2 separate regions of the Homo sapiens genome follow, and region 2 is linked to region 1. Evidence: read pairs that join two places in POLR2A ChIA-PET (ENCODE). Cell type or tissue: Panc1. All regions are shown on one strand. Each heading gives the region's core, and the rest is flanking DNA. Links, peaks and the distances in the headings are about the cores only.

Region 1 (9,403 bases), core at 463-8,462:
AAAGCTTTATTGAGATACAATTCACATGTCATAATATCCTTTTTTTTTTTTTTTTGAGATAGCGTCTTAATCTGTTGCCCAGGCTGAAGTGCAGTGGTGTGATCTTGGCTCACTGCAACCTCTGCCTCCCGGGTGCAAGCGATTCTCCTGCCTCAGCCTCCCAAGTAGCTGGAACTACAGGCGCTTACCACCATGCCCGGCTAATTTTTTGTATTTTTTCTAGAGACGGGGTTTCATTGTGTTAGCCAGGATGGTCTTGATCTCCTGACCTCGTGATCTGCCCACCTCAGCCTCTCAGAGTCTCAAAGTGCTGGAATTACAGGTGTGAGCCACCACACCCAGCCCTATAACATTGTTTTTTAAAAGATGTATAAAGATGTGGTTGTTTAGTATATTTACAAATATGTGCAGCCATCATCACTACCTAGTTCCAGAACATTTTCATCACTCTTAAAAAAACCCCATACTCATTAGCAGTTACTTCCCATCCCCTTCTCTTCCCAGCCTTGGAAACTACTAATCTATGTTCTGAGTCTATGGATTTGCCTATTCTGAATATTTCATTTAAGTGGAATCATATAGTATGTGGCTTGGCATAACATTTTCAAGGTTTATGCATGCTGCAGAGTATATCAATAATCATCCCTTTATATTGCAAAATAATGTTTCATATATGCCATATTTGTTTATCAGTTGGTGGACATTTGGATTATGTATACTTTTTTACTATTTTGGTAATATTGCTATGAACATTTTTATACAAGGTTTTGTTTAGACTTTTTTTTTTTTTTTTTTTGAGACGGAGTCTTGCTCCATTGCCCAGACGAGTGCAATGAAGCGATTTTGGCTCACTGCAACCTCTGCCTCCCGGGTTCAAGTGATTCTCCCACCTCAGCCTCCCGAGTAGCTGGGATTACAGGCATGTGCCACCACGTCCAGCTAACCTTTGTATTTTTAGTAGAGATGGGATTTTGCCATGTTGGCCAGGCTGGTCTCGAACTCCTGACCTCAGGTGGTCTGCCCGCCTCGGCCTCTCAAAATGCTGGGATTACAGGCATGAGACATCGTGCCCGGCCAGACATGTGTTTTTAATTCTTTCTGATAGGCGTTACGCATTTCTTACTACATTTATTACTAAGTATTCTTTGTTGGTGTTGGATTTTCTTTACCATTATATACTCCAAGTGTTTATTAATTTTTGTATTGATCTGTATTAATTTGTTGCTAATCATAAATTTACTTACAATTTAACATATGGGTCCTTGTTGACATTGTTTGGGAGATAATTCTTTGGTAGACAGGGTGTACTCTCGCATTTTGGGAGCAGATTTCTGCCTATGTCTCTTAGATCAAACTTACAGAGTTACTCACATTTTATGTGCCCTGATTTCAGTTTTTGTCTCTTTATTACTGAGAGGTGTGTATTAAAATTGTCTTGTATGATTGTGGATTTCTTAGTTTCTCCTTGTAAAATAGTCAGTTTTTGCTTTATATGTTTATAAATTATGTTATGAAATGTATTCAAATTTGGATTATTTTTGTCTATTTGTGTCTTCCTGCTAAATACTACCTTTCTTTAATCACTATCTTCTTTATCCTCAATAATATTCTTACTCTAAATACAATTTGTCTATGTTTATAGAGACACGTCATCTTTTTTCAATTTGTTACTTTCTATGGGTATACTTTAGGCATGTTTCTTGTAAATAGCAATTGTATTTTGTTTTCCCTTTTTTTTTTTTTTTTGAGACGTAGTTTCGCTCTTGTTGCCCAGGCTGGAGTGCAATGGCGTGATCTTGGCTCACTGCAACCTCCGCCTCCTGCGTTCAAGCGATTCTCCTGCCTCAGCCTCCCGAGTAGCTGAGATTACAGGCGCCCACCACCACATTTGGCTAATTTTTTGTATTTTTAGTAGAGATGAGGTTTCACCATGTTGGCCAGGCTGGTCTTGAACTCCTGACCTCAGGTGAGCCATCCCCTTCGGCCTCCCAAAGTGCTGGGATTACAGGCATGAGCCACCGCGCCCTGCCCATCTTAACCATTTTTAAGTACACAGTTCAGTGTTAGGAAGTACATTCATATTGTTGTGTAACCATCACCACCATCCATCTTCAGAACTTGCATCTTGCAAAACTGAAACGCTGTACCAATTAAACAATAATTCCCGGGATCGCATTAGGAGATATACCCAATGTTAAATAATGAGTTAATGGGTACAGCACACCAACATGGCACATGTATACATATGTAACAAACCTGCACGTTGTGCACATGTACCCTAAAACTTAAAAGTATAAAAAAAAAAAAAGAAATAGTAAATACGGTAAAAAAACAAACAAACAATAATTCCCATTCCTCCTTCCTCCCAGCCACTGATAACCACCATTCTACTTTCTGTCTCTGTGAATTAGATTACTCTGGGTACCTCATATGTGGGGAATCATACAATATTTGTCTTTTGTGACTGGCCTATTTCACTTTGCATAATGTCCTCACAGTTCATCAATGTAGCATATGTCAGAATATCATGCCTTATTAAGGCTGAATAATACTCTATGTATATGTTACATTTTGATGATCCATTTATCTGTCAGTGGACACTTGTGTTGCTTCTACATTTTAACCATTATGAATAATGCTGCTGTGAATATGGTTATGCAAAAAGCTCTTTGAGACCTTGCTTTCAATTTTTTTGGAGTATATACCCAAAAGTATATGGGTATATGCTACATCATAAGGTAATTTTATTTTTACGTTTTTGAGAAACTGCCGTATTATTTTCCACAGTGACTGTACCACTTTACATTCCTACCAGCAGGGCACAAGTATTCTAATTTCACTACACCCTTGCTAACACTTGTTATTTTCTGTTTGTTTGATGGTAGCCATCCTAATGAGTGTGAGGTGGTATCTCATTGTGGTTTTGATTTGCATTTCCCTAATCATTAGGGATGTTGAGTATCTTTTCACATGCTTCTTTGGGGAAATATAAATTTAAATCCTTTGCCTAGTTTTAATTTTTTTGTAAAAGATGGGATCTTGCTATGTTGTCCAGGCTGGTTTGGCCTGCTGAGTAACTGGGACCACAGGCACAAGCCACCATTTCCTGTAGTCCCAACTACTCAGGAGGCTGAGGCAGGAGGATCACTTGAGCCTAGTTTTTAATCTGGTTGTTTGGGTTCTTTTTTTAAAAATTGTTGCATTATAGGGGTTCTTTATATATTCTAGATATGAAACCCTTATCAAATATATGATTTGCAAATATTTTCCCCCATTCAGTGGGAGCATTTTTACTCTGTTAATACTGTCTTTTTTTGTGTGGAATTTCAAATTTTTCATTGTCTAGTATGTCTGTCTTTTTATTGCCTGTGCCTTTGGTATCATTCTCCACCTTTTTTTAAGATCTCTTTATTTGTAATGTTTTGCTGTGTCTAGGAAAGTTATTTTTGTTTTTTCTTTAATTGGGAGTCATTGTCATTTCTGAATCTGAGGATTTTTAGCTGTTACTTCCTCCAGCAACCCCCAGTTTCTAGAGTCTGTAGCTAGGCAGAGACATTTTCTTGTTATTCCTTTGCTGTTGGTTGATTTTTTTTTTTAACCAGCCTCCCCTGTCCATTCTTGCACTGAGAATGTGTAAAAAATGGTGAAACCCTCAATACCAGCTCTGCGCTTCATGCAGACAAGGTTTCTGAGGCCTTGTCTACTTTAAGGGCATTAAAAGCCAAAAATCTTAGTTACTCGTATTGACAGGTTCCTCCAGGGTTGCTGAAAGCTTTACTCTTTTGTGAGCTCAGCATTTGACAGACTAATTTATCCAGCATTTCTAGATGTTTTATTAAGATGACATTTTCATATTAGTTACTGTGTTGCCAAAAAAAAAAAGAAAGTTGCATTTCTTTTTTATAATTAATTTATTTCCCTTTTTTCCTCTTTTTCCTTTGGAATTCCATGTAGTTGGACCTCCTGGATGGAAGAACTCTTCTCAAGCTTTTCTACTTTAAAAAAAAATTTCTTTGTTTTACTTTGTGGGAGAATTCCTACCCTTCCTTTGCTTCTTTCTCCTCCCCAAATCCCCTGCTTCTGTTCTACTTCCCCTCCCTCCCTCTCTTTCTTTTTTCCTTCCTTCTCTTTTTTCTTTCTTTCTTTCTATTTTGTCTGTTAATTTGGTGTCTCCTGTTTTGTTATCTTGGCCTCTTTATTTCATGTTAGAGATTTTCCTCAGTTGTTTAGTAAACTTTGGCCATCTGTTCAGATTAAAGACCGAATCAATAAAAAGCTGAGTAAAAACTCTTTGTCCATGGGAGTTGTTAAGTGTAAGCCTTACACAGGGTGATTGAGTGCTTGCAGGTCTTTTCTCTTGGATCACTTTCCCTCGCAGAGGGATCTCCTAGTCCCAGGCCGATTGTTTTGCGTTCTGGAAGCTGGTTTGGGGAAGAGGCCTGAGGTCCACTGTACAGCATGTAAATCTTCATTTAATCTTTTTGTGAGATGATATAATACACAACCCTTTTGTGTACCTAGTTTCTATGTCCTTAAAAGGTAAACCATTTGTTTCTTGCTGGGATGCAGAAGGGGCATTTTCTGTCTTTCTTTCTTTTTTGAGACAGGGTGTTGCTCTTGCCCAGGCTGGAGTGCAGTGGTGTGATTATAGCTTGTAACCTCAAGTTCCGGGGCTTAAGCAGTCGTCCCACCTCAGCCTCCTGAGTAGCTAGGACTATGGACAGACATGTGCCGCTACACTCTGCCTTTTTTAAAAAATCTTTTTGTTAAGATGAAGTTTCACTGTGTTGCCCAGGCTGATCCTGAACTGGCCTCGGGTATTCCTTCCACTTTGGCTTCCCAAAGCACTGGAATTGTAAGTGTGAGCCACTGGGCTCAGCCAGAAGGGGCAGTTTCTTAGCTACATGGGTTAAGACTTTATTCAAACTTTCAATCAAGTCTTTTTATTAACAGCCCCAACTGAGATTGTTACTTTCAGATGGCTTCAATTCTTAAGCCTTTGTGATGAGATATATGTAAGATATATTTTAATTATGTATATATAACTTATAAATGGTTTGGGAGGCTGAAGTGGGAGAATTGCTTGAGGCCAATTCAGGACCAGCCTGGGCAACACAGTGAGATCCCATCTCAACAAAAAGTTTTATTAAAAAAGCAGAATACTGACCGGGTACAGTGGCTCACTTCTGTAATCCCAGCACTTTGGGAGGCCGAGGTGGGCAGATCACGAGGTCAAGAGATGGAGACCATCCTGGCCAACATGGTGAAACCCCATCCCTACTAAAAATACAAAAAATTATTTGTATTTTTACAAAAATTACAAAAATTTGCTGGGCCTAGTGGTGCACGCCTGTAATCCCAGCTACTGGGGAGGCTGAAGCAGGATAATTGCTTGAACCCGGGAGTTAGAGGTTGCAGTAAACCGAGATCTTGCCACTGCACTGCAGGCTGGCAACACAGCGAGACTCTGTCTCAAAAAAAAAAAAAAAAAAAAAAGCGGAGTGTAGTGAAACATGTCTGTCTGTAGTCCTAGCGACTCAGAAGGTTGAGGTGTGAGATATAGATACCTGTAATATCTATAATATGTTAATATATAATATTAATATATATCTTATAGATAAGTTATATAATTAAGATATATCTTATAGATACATATATCTGTATGTCTCTAGGGATATAGATATATCTGATCATCTATATATAATTATATAGGTAGATACATCTAATTACATATACATTACATCTTATAGATATCTATAAGATATCTGTATATATAACATATATGTTTTTGATGGGTTTATCCTTTTTTATCTTTTTAACATCATTTTACTGTAATTTTTTTTTTTTTTTTTTTGAGACAAGGTCTCACTCTGTCACCCAGACTGGAGTGCAGCGGCAAGACCTTGGCTCACTGCAACCTCCGCCTTCCGGGTTCAAGCGATTCTCCTGCCTCAGCCTCCTGAGTAGCTGGGATTACAGGCACGCCACCACTGCCTGGCTAATTTTTGTATTTTCGGTAGAAACGGGGTTTCACCATGTTGGCCAGGCTGGTCTTGAACTCCTGACCTCAAATGATCTGCCCGCCTCAGCCTCCCAAAATGCTGGGATTACAGGCATGAGCCACCATGCCCGGCCAATTTTACTGTAATTTCAAGAAGGGATGGATAGAGACCTGTGTGTTCATATTTAACCAAAGAACCTTATAGTACATTTTAATTATGTTATTTTCATGTAAAAATAATATTATTATAAACTCAGGAGTTTTTTCTGTGTGCATTTCTACTAATGGTTATTGCAGTTTCAGAACTATAGAAAGGCATCCAAAAGGGCAATAAGAGACATAAAGAAGAGGAAAAATAGGTTAATAACAAAGAATAGGAGGCTCAGATACATGTATCAGAGGGACTTTGATGAAGTAACGTCGCCACCTTCTGGCTTTTAAAAAAACTGTGTTGTTTCTGTAATAAAATCTGGGAATGTGTAGTCCCAGCTACTCGGGAGGCTGAGGCAGGAGAATCGCTTGAATCCGGGAGGCGGAGGTTGCAGTGAGCCAAGATCGTGCCACTTCACTCCAGCCTGGTGACAGAGAGAGACTACATCTCAAAAAAAAAAAAAAAAGAAAAGAAAAAAATTCTGGGAACCCCATGACTGGTAAGTAGCTAATTTGCATCCTGTGTCAGATTTAGTGGATTTGGTGTTGTTTAGTTGTTCTCTATACTATTGAAGAAACATACTTTTTTTGACATAGGATTTGATTACAATATAACAAAGTCTTTTCAAGCCCCCTAAGAAAGGGTTCTATCTAAAATATCTTAAAATATGTCTGTTACTTTAGGTTATTTCTGCTTGCATTAAGAAAACAAATATTGTTTCTATGTGAAGGAAAATATACAATTTAAAAAATTAAGTTAATTTGTTGCATAGATAGTTTGTGTTCATGGTACAAAATACAAATGATATGAGAGGCCATGAGTCATCCTACTATTTTGTAAGAATTAATAAAAAAGAAAAGAAAATTAAAATGTTTTTCTCTCAGCTAGCCAGTTCCTTTGCCTTGAGAGAATCTTTTTATACAGATGGTAATGTACTACACATACTTCTTTATAACTTTCTTTTTTTCACAGAACAGTTTATACTGGAGGTCACTCTATATCAATACACAATGAGCTGCCTCATTTTTTTTAGGCCATGATGTGTTTAGCTAGTCTACTATTGATACGCAGTTATGGGTTTTCCAATCTTTTGCTATATAAATGACACTGTAGTGAGTATCCATATAGATATATGTGTGTGTGTGCGTGTGTGTGTATGTGTATGATTTCATATGACTCTAGAAAAAGCTCATAGAAGGATGTATAAATTTCTATTTGTGTTGGATATGGTGACACTGCCCTCCATAAAAGATTATGCCTGTTTATTCTTCCACCACTAACGTAAGGCAAACTCTGTTTTCCCTCATGTTTCTCAGGACAATGTATTGGTATCAGTCTTTTCATCTTGTCTTGAAACCTTATTTTACATTTCTCTTATGAGTGGGCTGAACGTATTTTTATATGTTTAGAAGCAATTTGTGGGATTTTTTGTTTGTTTCTTTGAGATAGAGCTTCACTTTGTCACCCAGGCTGGAATGCAGTTACATGATAATAGCTCACTGCAGCCTTGAACTACTGGGCTCAAATGATCCTCCTGCCTCAGCCTCCCAAATAGTTGGGACAGCAGGCACATGCCACCACGATTGGCTAATTTAAAAAAAATTTTTTTTTTTCGGTAAAGATGGAATCACCTTATGTTGTCCACACTGGTCTCAAACTCCTGGCCTCGAGCAATACTCCCACCTTGGCGTCCCAGAGCACTGGAGTTACAGGTGTAATCTACAATGCCCAGCTCATTTGTGTTTTCTGTTATATATTCTTTGCCTACTTTTTCTTTAGGCTGTCACTCTTCTACTTATTTTTAGGAGCTCATAGTTCACAAGGTAGAAGTTAACTTTCTATAGTATAAGTTGCAGATACAATTTTTCCAGTTTATTTTCTTATGATTTACATAGTGATGTTTTCTTTAAATGTAAAAAAAAATGTGCATTTTTTGTAGTCATATCAGTCTTTACTTTGAAGACTTTTCTGGGCTTGGTTTCATATTTAGAAAGATCTTCCACACTCAGAAAATTAAAAAATTTAACTTCCGTGTTTTCTTCTCTTACCAAAAAAATTACGTTGAATTCTATGGGCTATCTGAAATTTATTTTGAGTGAGGTATAAATTATGGCTCTAACTAATTTTTTCTATATGATTACTCAGTTGTCACTTCTTTATTGAAATAATTCACCCAATGCATTCATACCTCACTGATTTGAAGTGTCAGCTAAATTTCTTTGTGGATTTAGGTCTTTTCCTATACTTTTCTGTTCCCTCTATCTGTATGCTTTTTCACTTATCAGTGTATGATATTTTAATTATTGTGACTTTACAACTTGTTTAAATAATTGGATGAGGTCAATCCTTCTGTGTTTCCATAATTTTATGGCTATTCTTGCTTATTTTACCACATTAACTTTTGAATCAGTTGAGCAAATTAAAAGGAAAAGATATTGTTAATTTTATTGTGATTCATTCTATTCATAGATTAATTTGGGGGCAGTTAGTATTGTTATGATTTTGCGTTTTGTCACTCAAGAACCTGGCATTTTTTTCCATTTGTTTTTTGTATCCCTATGTATTTCTTGCTGAGTTTCTTCCTGATGTTTTTTTCTTGTTTTTTTCTATGTAAATGAGTTAATTTTTTCCATTATGTCTTTACATAGTTGTTATTAGAAGACATGGTTCTTGTGTATAAGTAAGCTGCTAATTTGGGGGGATTAATTTTGTTATCGGTCATCTCCAGTTGAATCTCTTGGGGTTGCTCTGTAAACAGTTGTAATCATATGTAAATAATAATAGTTTTACTGCTTCAGTTCTGCTTTATATACTTCTATCTTTCATCTGGTTGTGTTGGTTAGTAACCTATAGAACACTGTTAAATAATAGTGGTGAGTGATAATAGTAGAAATCATTTCTTTCTTTTATTTAATGGGATTGTTTCTTTAGTGATGCATAATGAAAAATATATCCATAGATTCTTGAGAGGAATTTGACAAAATTACATATACATTCTTGGTAAAATATAATCCTATTAAGTAATTATTCATCACTTTTCATTATTTCATCATTTTGCATGCCATAGCTTTACATAAATGGGCCGGGTGCAGTTGCTCAAGCCTGTTATCCCAGCACTTTGGGAGGCCTAGGGAGGTGGATCATTTGAGGTCAGGAGTTCAAGACCAGCCTGGTCAATGTGGCAAAACCCCATCTCTAATAAAAATACAAAAATTGCTGGGCGCGATGGCTCACGCCTCTAATCCCAGCAC
Region 2 (9,403 bases), core at 427-8,426, 130 kb before region 1:
GTGAATTGGGAAGTGTTTTTTCCTCTTCTATTTTTTGAAAGAGTTTATGAAGAGTTGGTATTAGCTTTCTGTGAACGTTTGAATGTTTGGTAGAACTGAGCAGTGAAGCTACCTGGGACTTTTTCGTGAGCAGTTTTTTAATTTTTAAATACTAATTCAGTTTCTTCATTTGTTATAGGTCTATTCAGATTTTCTATTTCTTCTTGAGTCATTTTTAATAGTTTGTGTCTTTGAGGAATTTATTTTATCTAGGTTATTTTATTTATGTATGTATTTATTTTTGAGACAGGGTCTCACTCTGTAGTAGCACAGTCTTGGCTCACTACAACCTCTGCCTCCCAGGTTCAAGCAATTCTAGTGCCTCAGCCTCCCAAGTAGCAGGGATTACAGGCACCTGCTACCACGCCTGGCTAATTTTTTGTATTTTTAGTAGAGATAGGGTTTTGCCATGTTGGCCAGGCTGGTCTCAAACTCCTGGCCTCTAGTGATCCCCCCCACCTCAGCCTCCCAAAGTGCTGGGATTACAGGCATGAGCCACTGTGCGCAGCCCATAGATTATCTAATTTATTGGCATGCAGTTATTCATAATATTCCTATATAATCTTTTCATGTCTATAAGGTCAGTAGTAACACTGCCTGATTCTAGTAATTTTGAGAGAGAAGAATAGCACTGGGTGGTGGCAGGAGGATAGAAAACCCCAAACAGCTAAAACAGGAACTATGCAAAGAAACTACAGAATAGAAAACCCAAAATAAGGGAGAGAAAATTGCCAAAATTCGGGTTTGGGTGACCTGTCCATGACTCTTCCAGGGAAACCCAAATAAAGGAGAGGGGTTTTCACTGAAATCCCCTTCTTTTCCTAAATACCTAATAATTATTTCATCTTCTTTTTTCTTAATTTTTTTTCCTTTATAGAGGTGGGGTCTCACTATGTTGACCAGGCTGGTCTCAAACTCCTGGCCTCAAGCAATCCTCCCACCTCAGCCTCCCAAACTTCTGGGATTACAGGTCTGAGCCACTGGGCCCAGTCATTATTCCATCTTCTAATTAAGAAACACCCAGCAATTTCAGGTAGCAGCAAGAAAGGAGCTGTTAAAATTAGCTACAAGGATAAGAACAAGCCTGGGATGGTAAGACCCTAACAAACAGGATGGTGCTAACCTGATTGAAACCAACTGGGTTCACCATGGTGCTGGATTTGATCCATACCTTACCCCAGACCTCATTATACGTTCATTACCATACTAAAGCACACACCCACCAACGCCATGACAGATCCGGGCATGCCCAAAATGTGTGGCAACCCAATTCTAGTAAATCGCCACATTTTTCCTAGAAGACTTCATGATTATTCTACTCCTTTATTAGAAGAGTCCATAAAATTAGAAACCCAAACTCTGTTGCATGTGACTCACCCTCCCGAGCACACCCCTAGCCACTCTCGCTCTTAAGTGTGTACTTTTGCTTTGCAATGAAAGCTTCTTGGCTGGGCCTGGTGGCTCACACCTGTAATCCCAGCACTTTGGGAGGCCTAGGTGGGCGGATCACTTGAGGTCAGGAGTTCGAGACCAACCTGGCCAACACGGCAAAACCCGTCTCTCCTAAACATACAAAAATTAGCTGGGTGTGGTGGTGCATGCCAGTAATTCCAGCTACTTTGGAGGCTGACATGGGAGAATCATTTGAACCCAGGAGGCGGAGGTTGCAGTGAGCCAAAATTATGCCATTGCACTCCAGCCTGGGTGACAGAGCAAGACTCCATCTCAAAAACAAAACAAAACAAAACAAAAAACAGAAAAAACGCTTCTTGTCTTTTGTTTTATTCTGTCTCATCCCTGAATTCTTTCTCGCAATGGTTTCAAGAACCTGGAACACCCGCCTGGGGCTGGGGCCTCACCAGCACCTGGAGACCAACCTAAGCTCTCCAGCAACAATTTGAGTCTTATCTTTTTTCATTATAAATTTCCTCTTATTTCTACTAACATTTTTGTTTTACAGTTTATTTTGTTTGATATTAGGATAGCCATTTCAATTCTTGTGGTGGTGATTTGCAAATCTTTTTCCATCCTTTTACTTTCAATCTATTTGTATCTTTGAATCTAAATTATATTCTCCATAGATATTACATAGTTAGATCTTGTTTTTTAAAATTCAGTTTTACAAGTTCTGCCCTTAATTAGATTGTTTAATAAATTCATATTGAATGCTATTGTTGATATAGTTGGATTTATGTCTACCATTTTACTTATTTTCTATGTGTCTCATCTCTTTTTTGGTCCTCTATTCTTCCTTTACTGCTATCTTTTGCATTAAGTGAATATTTTTTAATGAAGTATTTACATTTCTATAGTGATTTTTTTTCCTACTTTTTGAGGTTTGTTTTTTCAGTATGAGGCAGAAGAATAGGGCCTAGAGGCAGGGAACCTAAGGACTTCCTAGAACTAAATCAAATGGAAACACTTCAGCTATGACAGGAAATATCCTCTTCATTTACAGGGTGTACACCAAGCAAATAACTTTGCAACTTCACTTTAGCCTCTTCATTTACATAGGGAGTACACCAAGTAACCAATGGAAACCTCTAGAGGGTATTTAAACCCCAGAAAACTCTGTAATTCGGCTCTTGAGCCCCTATGCTCCTGCCCTGTGGAGTGTGCTTTTGTTTTCAGTAAATCTCTGCTTTTGTTGCTTCATTCTTTACTTGCTTTGTTTGTGCGTTTTGTCAAATTCTTTGTTTGAGATGCCAAGAAACTGGACACGCTCCACTGGTAACAAGGGCTTCTTAACAAATTAGAATTAACTTCAGATTTATACTAACTTAATTCAAGTGAGATATAGAGGCACTATTTTTATATAAGTCTATTCTTCCCCCTTCCTTTTTTGGTTTCGTTGTACATGTTAACTCTAGTAATGTTACAGACGAAGTAATATATTGTTATAATTATTATTTTACCATCTGTAGTCACTTAGTTCAAAACAGCTTTGCTTCCAATCACCTCCTTTGGGTTTTTATTGGCAAATATATTAAAAATTTATATATAAATTTATATATATATATATAATATATATAGTATATATAATATATTATATATATAATATATATATAAAAATATATAAAAATCCTATATGTTTTAGGCTCAGCAATATATACACATTTTACACAATTGCTTTTTAAATAAGAGAAGAAAAACAAAATATGCATTTATACTATCTTTCATAATTATATTTTCCTAGAGTTCTCTTGTAAGTGATGAACTGTTTTTTTCTTGTGGTTTTGAAGATTATCCCTTTGTCTTTGACCTTCAGTATTTCTACTATGATGGTCTGTTTTTGGACTTCTTTGTGTTTATCCTACTTGAAGTCCCTTGAGCTTCCTAGATACATAGGTTGGTGTTTTTCAGTATGGGATGTTTCTAGCCATTATCTCTTTGAATATTTTTTCTGCTCGTCTCTGTCTGCTCCTTCTGGCATTCCCATTACATATATGTTGGTGTGCTAAATGGTGTCCCACATTTCTTTGAGGCTTTATTATTTTTCATTTCTTTTTCTTCCTGTTCTTTGGATTATGTAATTTCTATCGACTTATCTTCAAGTTCACTAAGTGTTTCATCTGCTAGCTCAAATCTTTTTTTTTTCATTTCAGTGATTTTTTCCATTTACAAATTTCAACTGCAGAATTTCCATTTGGTGCTTTTTATAATTTCTATCCCTTTATTGATATTTTGTATTTAGTGTGATATTGTCATCACAACTTCCTTTACTTCTTTGTGGTTTCTCTTAGGTCTTTGAACATATTTATTTATTTATTTGTTTGTTTGTTTATTTTTTGAGACAGGGTCTCACTCCCATTACCCAGGCTGGAATGCAGTGGTATGATTGTTACCAGAAAGGGGTCCTGATCCAGACCCCAAGACAGGGTTCTTGGACCTCAAGCAAGAAAGAATTCAGGGCGAGTCTGTAAAGTGAAAGCAAGTTTATTAAGAAAGTAAAAGAATAAAAGAATGGTTACTCCACAGGCAGGACAGCCTATTTATTATTTATTTTTGAGATAGGGTCTCACTGTCACCCAGGCTGGAGTGCAATGGCACACTCATGGCTCACTGCAGCCTTGACCTCCCGGGCTCAAGCAATTCTCCTGCCTCAGCCACCTGAGTAGCTGGGACTACAGGGGCACACCACCACATCTGGCTAATTTTTTGTATCTTTTGTAGAGATGGGGGTCTCACCATATTGCCCAGGCTGGTCTCAAACTCTTCAGCTTAAGGGATCCTCCATCTTCAGCTTCCCAAAGGGATTACAGGTGTGATACATTGTAGATAACATATGGTAGCCACTCTGGGTCTGTCCCTACCCCTTCCAGAGCTTGTTGGTATTATTTGCTGTTTATTTGTTTAGTGACTGGCTGGACTATTTTAATGAAGTCTAGTTTCTCCCCCACCCCCAGCCCCTCTGCAGTACTAAGCCTCTCATGTTGCTCCTCAAGGAGGCCCAGGTGGGGATGAACACAGTCACCCTGGCAGGGCAGTGGACTTGGCTGTGTTCACCTCATTTCTTTCCCTGACTATACCCCTCTGTTAAACTCCATGAATTGCTAGCTAGTTGTTCTATTGTTTTCAGAGAAGCCTTAGAGGGTGAAACCACCTTTGCAAAATTATGACTGAGACAGTGAAAGAGATCTAACTTTACTGACTCCATCTTTCTTCTAACCTCCAAGCTGCTCTTGTTCATTCCTGGGCATAGGCTGAACTAACTTTGGGAGAAACTTACTTTATAGTTTAAACAAAGACAGTAACAGCCCCTTCGCAAAGCAGACCTCCTTCTTGCCTGGGAACTAGATTGCCTTTGTAGGACTAACATAAGCCACAAGATTAGAAATTATGGTTTAGGAGTCATGCAGCTGGAGTCTAAAAGATTCTGACCTTCCCTAACTGCTCCTAAGATCAGTGCTGGAGATATTTTGCAGACCCTGCACTTGATGGATCAGCTGGCACCACCCAGATCAATAAACTGGCTCATCTGCTCTTGTGGCTCCCGCCACCCGGGAACTGACTCAGTGCAGGAAGACAGCTTCGGTTCTCTATTATTTCATCTCTGACCAATCAGCACGCCTGGCTCGCTGGCTTCCACGCCCCGCTACCCATCAAGTTATCTTTACAAACTCTGCTTCTTGAATTCTCGGAGAGACTGATTTGAGTAATAATAAAACTCCGGTCTCCCGCACAGCCAGCTCTGTGTGAATTATTCTTTCTCTATTGCAATTCCCCTGTCTTGATGAATTGGCTCTGCCTACCCATCGGGGAAGGTGAACCCCTTGGGCGGTTACAAGGGCATAAATTAATCTAGAACTAATCCAGTAAAATTCAGGCTCCTTCAAAGAGATAGGTCTGGGTGTCAGTATTGGATATTTGTTCTGACACCAGGGTGCTCCTCCCAGCTGTGTCTTTCTCTGGTTCTCTCCTGCAGACAAGCTGGCCCATGGTTTAGCCTGTGTCTTGAATCTCCTCCCAATTGCCTTTCACCACAACCTCCTCTGTTTTTGAGAGCAACCTTTTGACAAAGTGGAACCCGAAAAATTGGTGTTCAGCCTGGGAGGCCAATGCTTTCTTGGCTTCATGGAGGAAAGAATTCAAGAACGAGATGAGAGAATAAAGTGAAAGCAAGTTTATTAAGGAAACAAATGAAATAAAGCCTACAGCATAGGCAGAGTTGTGCTGTGGGGGTTGCTGCTAGCTGGCTATTTGATGGCTATTTCTTGATGATATGCTAAACAAGAGGAGGATTGTTTCATGAGTTTTCTGGAAAAGGGGCAAGGAGCTCCCAGAACCAGGGGTTTCTCCCCCTTACAGACCATATAGGGTAACTTCCAGGTGTTGCCATGGCATTTGTAAACTATCACGGCATTGGTGGGCATGTCTTTTAGCATGTGAATGCATTATAATTAGCCTATAATGAGCAGTGAGGGTAATCAGAGGTCACTTTCATTGCCATCTTACTTCTAGTTGGTTTGAGCTGGCTTCTTTTTTTTTTTTTTTTGAGACGGAGTCTTGCTCCGTTGCCCAGACTGGAGTGCAGTGGCGCAATCTCAGCTCACTGCAACCTCTGCCTCCTGGGTTCAAGCGATTCTCCTGCCTCAGCCTCCTGAGTAGCTGGGATTACAGGCGCACGCCACCACACCCAGCTAATTTCTGTGTTTTTAGTACAGATGGGGTTTCACCATGTTGGTCAGGCTGGTCTCGAACTCTTGACCTTGGGATCCCCCCACCTCAGCCTCCCAAAGTGCTGGGATTACAGGCGTGAGCCACTGCACCCAGCCGATGATGGTATTTTGATGGGAATTGCGTTGAATTTGTAGACTGCTTTTGGCATTGGTATGGTCATTTTCACAATATCAATTCTACCCATCCATGAGCATGGGATGCATTTTCATTTTATTGTGTCATCGATAATTTCTTTGAGCAGTGTTTTGTAGTTTTCCTTGTAGAGCTTTTTCATCTCCTTGGTTAGGTATATTCCTAAATATTTTATTGTATTTTTTTTTTTTTTGTAGCTGTTGTAAAAGGGGTTGAGTTCTTGATTTGATTTTCAGCTTCGTCATTGTTGGTGTATAGCAGTCTACTGATTTGTGTTCATTGATTTTGTACCCTGAAACTTTACTGAATTCATTTATCGATGTAGGAGATTTTTGGATGAGTCTTTAGGGTTTTCTAGGTATATAATCATATCATCGGCGAACAGTGACAGCTGGACTTCCTCTTTACTAATTTGGATGCCCTTAATTTCTTTCTCTTGTCTGATTGCTCTGGCTAGCACTTCCAGTACTATGTTGAATAGAAGTGGTGAAAGTGGGCATCCTTGTCTTGTTCCCCTTCTCAGGGGGAATGCTTTTGAGTTTTCCCTATTCAGTATAATGTTGGCTGTGGGTTTGTCATAGACGGTTTTTATTGCCTTGAGGTATGTCTCTTCTATGCTGATTTTGCTGAAGGTTTTAATCATAAAGTGATGCTGGATTTTGTCAAATGCTTTTTCTGCATCTGTTGAGATGATTATATGATTTTTGTTTTTAATTCTGTTTATGTGATGTATCACATTTATTGACTTCCATATGTTAAACCATCCCTACATCCGTGGTATGAAATCCACTTGATCATGGTGTATTATCTTTTTGATATGCTGTTTGATTCAGTTAGCTAGTATTCTGTTGAGGAATTTTGCATCTATGTTCATCAGAGATATTGGTCTGTAATTTTCTTTCCTTGTTATGTTCTTTCCTTGTTTTGGTATTAGGGTGGTACTGAAGCAAGATTTTTTGTTCCTTAGTTTATTTAAATCTGGGTTCTTGTCTAATACCCAGGAAAAATTAGGCATGTGAACAAATTGAAAGGTGAGGAGAGTGGAATTTATTAAAAGAACGCTCTCAGCAAAAAAGAGGGGGTCCTGCCAACAGGCTCCCACCTCACAGATTGAATACTGGACCACCACACAAGAGCTGAAGAGGACAGGCTTCTTCCCTCCTGCATAAGGTGCAAATTCCTGATGGCTCCACACCATTCTCCCAGTGCACAGATGGGCCCTTAGTCTGAGCCACTCCACGTTGATTTATTTCTCTTACTGTGCATGTGTTAGTGGACAAAATTTTTCACTGTGGGTGTGTTTAGGCAAGCCCCATGTGCACAATGACCTGGGCAGCATTTGGCTGTCTCCTGTTTCAACACTGGCTTCGTAGAATGATTTAGAGAAGATTCCCTCTTTCTCTATCTTTTGGAATAATTTTGAACCAATTATTCTTTGAATGCCTGAGAGAATTCAGCTGTGAATCCATCTGGTCCTGGACTTTTTTTGTTGGCAATTTTTAAAAAATTACTATTTCAATCTTGCTACTTGTTATTAGTCTGTTCAGTTTCTATTTCTTCCTGATTTAATCTAGGAGGGTTGTGTATTTCCAGGAATTTATCCATCTCCTCTAGATTTTCTAGTTTTTGTGTATAAACGTGTTCATAATAGCCTTGAATGATCTTTTGTATTTCTGTGGTATCACTTGTAGTATCTCCTGTTTCGTTTCCAATTGAGCTTATTTAGATTTTCTCTCTTCTTTTTTTGGTTAATCTCACTAATGGTCTATCAATTTTGTCTGTCTTTTCAAAGAACCAGCTTTTTGTTTATTTATCTTTTGTATTTTTTTTCAATTTCATTTATTTCTGCTCTAATCTTTGTTTTTTCTTTTCTTCTGCTCAGTTTGGGTTTGGTTTGTTCTTGTTCCTCTAGTTCCTTGAGGTGTGACCTTGGATCATCTATTTGTGCTCTTTCAGACTTTTTGTTAAATTTAATGCTATGAACTTTCCTCTTAGCACCACTTTTGCTGTGTCCTGGAGGTTTTGATAAGTTGTGTCACTATTATCATTCAGTTCAAAGAATTTTTACATTTCCATCTTGATTTCATTGTTGACCCAAAGATCATTCAGTAGCAGATTATTTAATTTCCAGGTACTTGTATAGTTTTGAGGGTTCCTTTTGGAGTTAATTTCCAATTTTATTCCACTGTGGTCTGAGAGGGTACTTGATATAGTTTCAAATTTCTTAAATTTATTGAGACTTGTTTTGTGGCCTATCATATGGTCTATCTTGGAGAATGTTCCATGTGCTGATGGAAAGAATGTATATTCTGCAATTATTGGGTAGAATGTCTAGGTCTCTAGTGAGGCCAGGAAAGTTTTCCTTGATTATTTCCTCAAATATGTTTTCCAAAGTTTTAGATTTCTTTTCTTCCTTGGCAACACCAATTATTCTTAGGTTTGCCTGTTTAACATAATCCCAAATTTCTTGGAAGCTTTGTTCATTTTTGAAAAATTCTTTTTTCCTTGTCTTTGTCTGATTGGGTTAATTCAAAAGCCTTCTCTTCAAGCTCTGAAATTCTTTCTTCTACTTGTTCAATTCTGTTGTTGAAACTTTCCATTGCATTTTGTATTTCACTAATTGTGTCTTTCATTTCCAGAAGTTGTAATTTTTTCAATAATATCTATTTCTCTGGAGCATTTTTCATCCATATCCTGTATTTTTTTTTAAATTTCTTTAAGTTGGTTTTCACCTTTGTCTGGTATCTCCTTAAGTAGCTTAATAATCAACCTTCTGAATTCTTTATCTGGCAATTTAGATATTTCTTCTTGGTTTGAATCTAATGCTGGGGAGCTAGTGTGGCCTTTTGGGAGTGTTATAGAACCTTGTTTTGTCATATTACCAGAATTTACTTTCTGATTCCTTCTCATTTGGGTAGACTATTTGAGCAGAAAAATCTAGAACTCAAGGCCTGCTGTTCAGATTCTTTTGTCCCATGGGGTGGTCTCTTGATGTGGTACACTTCCCCTTCCCCTAGGGACGGGGTTTCCTGCAAGCCTGACTGCAGTGATT

What was found. Peaks named below come from ENCODE experiments on the same cell type or tissue, not always from the same donor. Only the 100,000 strongest peaks of a DNase experiment are listed, where the experiment ranks them.
Region 2: POLR2A ChIA-PET joins it to region 1 with 10 read pairs; 3 of 35 experiments call an interaction of 5 or more read pairs at or near these places.

What each region holds. Positions count from the first base shown.
Region 1 is chr3:142,123,397-142,132,799 of GRCh38, reverse strand. The region is part of intron 1 of TFDP2 (transcription factor Dp-2); the gene reads left to right. Among named protein-coding and RNA genes, the nearest start is that of TFDP2, 21 kb to the left of the region's middle. In Panc1, for the core only: CTCF peaks have their summits at 2,867, 6,266 and 6,471 (motif pointing left); a DNase peak (open chromatin) is centred at 6,399; H3K27ac peaks cover 724 bases.
Region 2 is chr3:142,252,839-142,262,241 of GRCh38, reverse strand. No RefSeq gene overlaps it. Among named protein-coding and RNA genes, the nearest start is that of GK5, 32 kb to the right of the region's middle. In Panc1, for the core only: no CTCF peak of the experiment used is centred there; no DNase peak of the experiment used is centred there.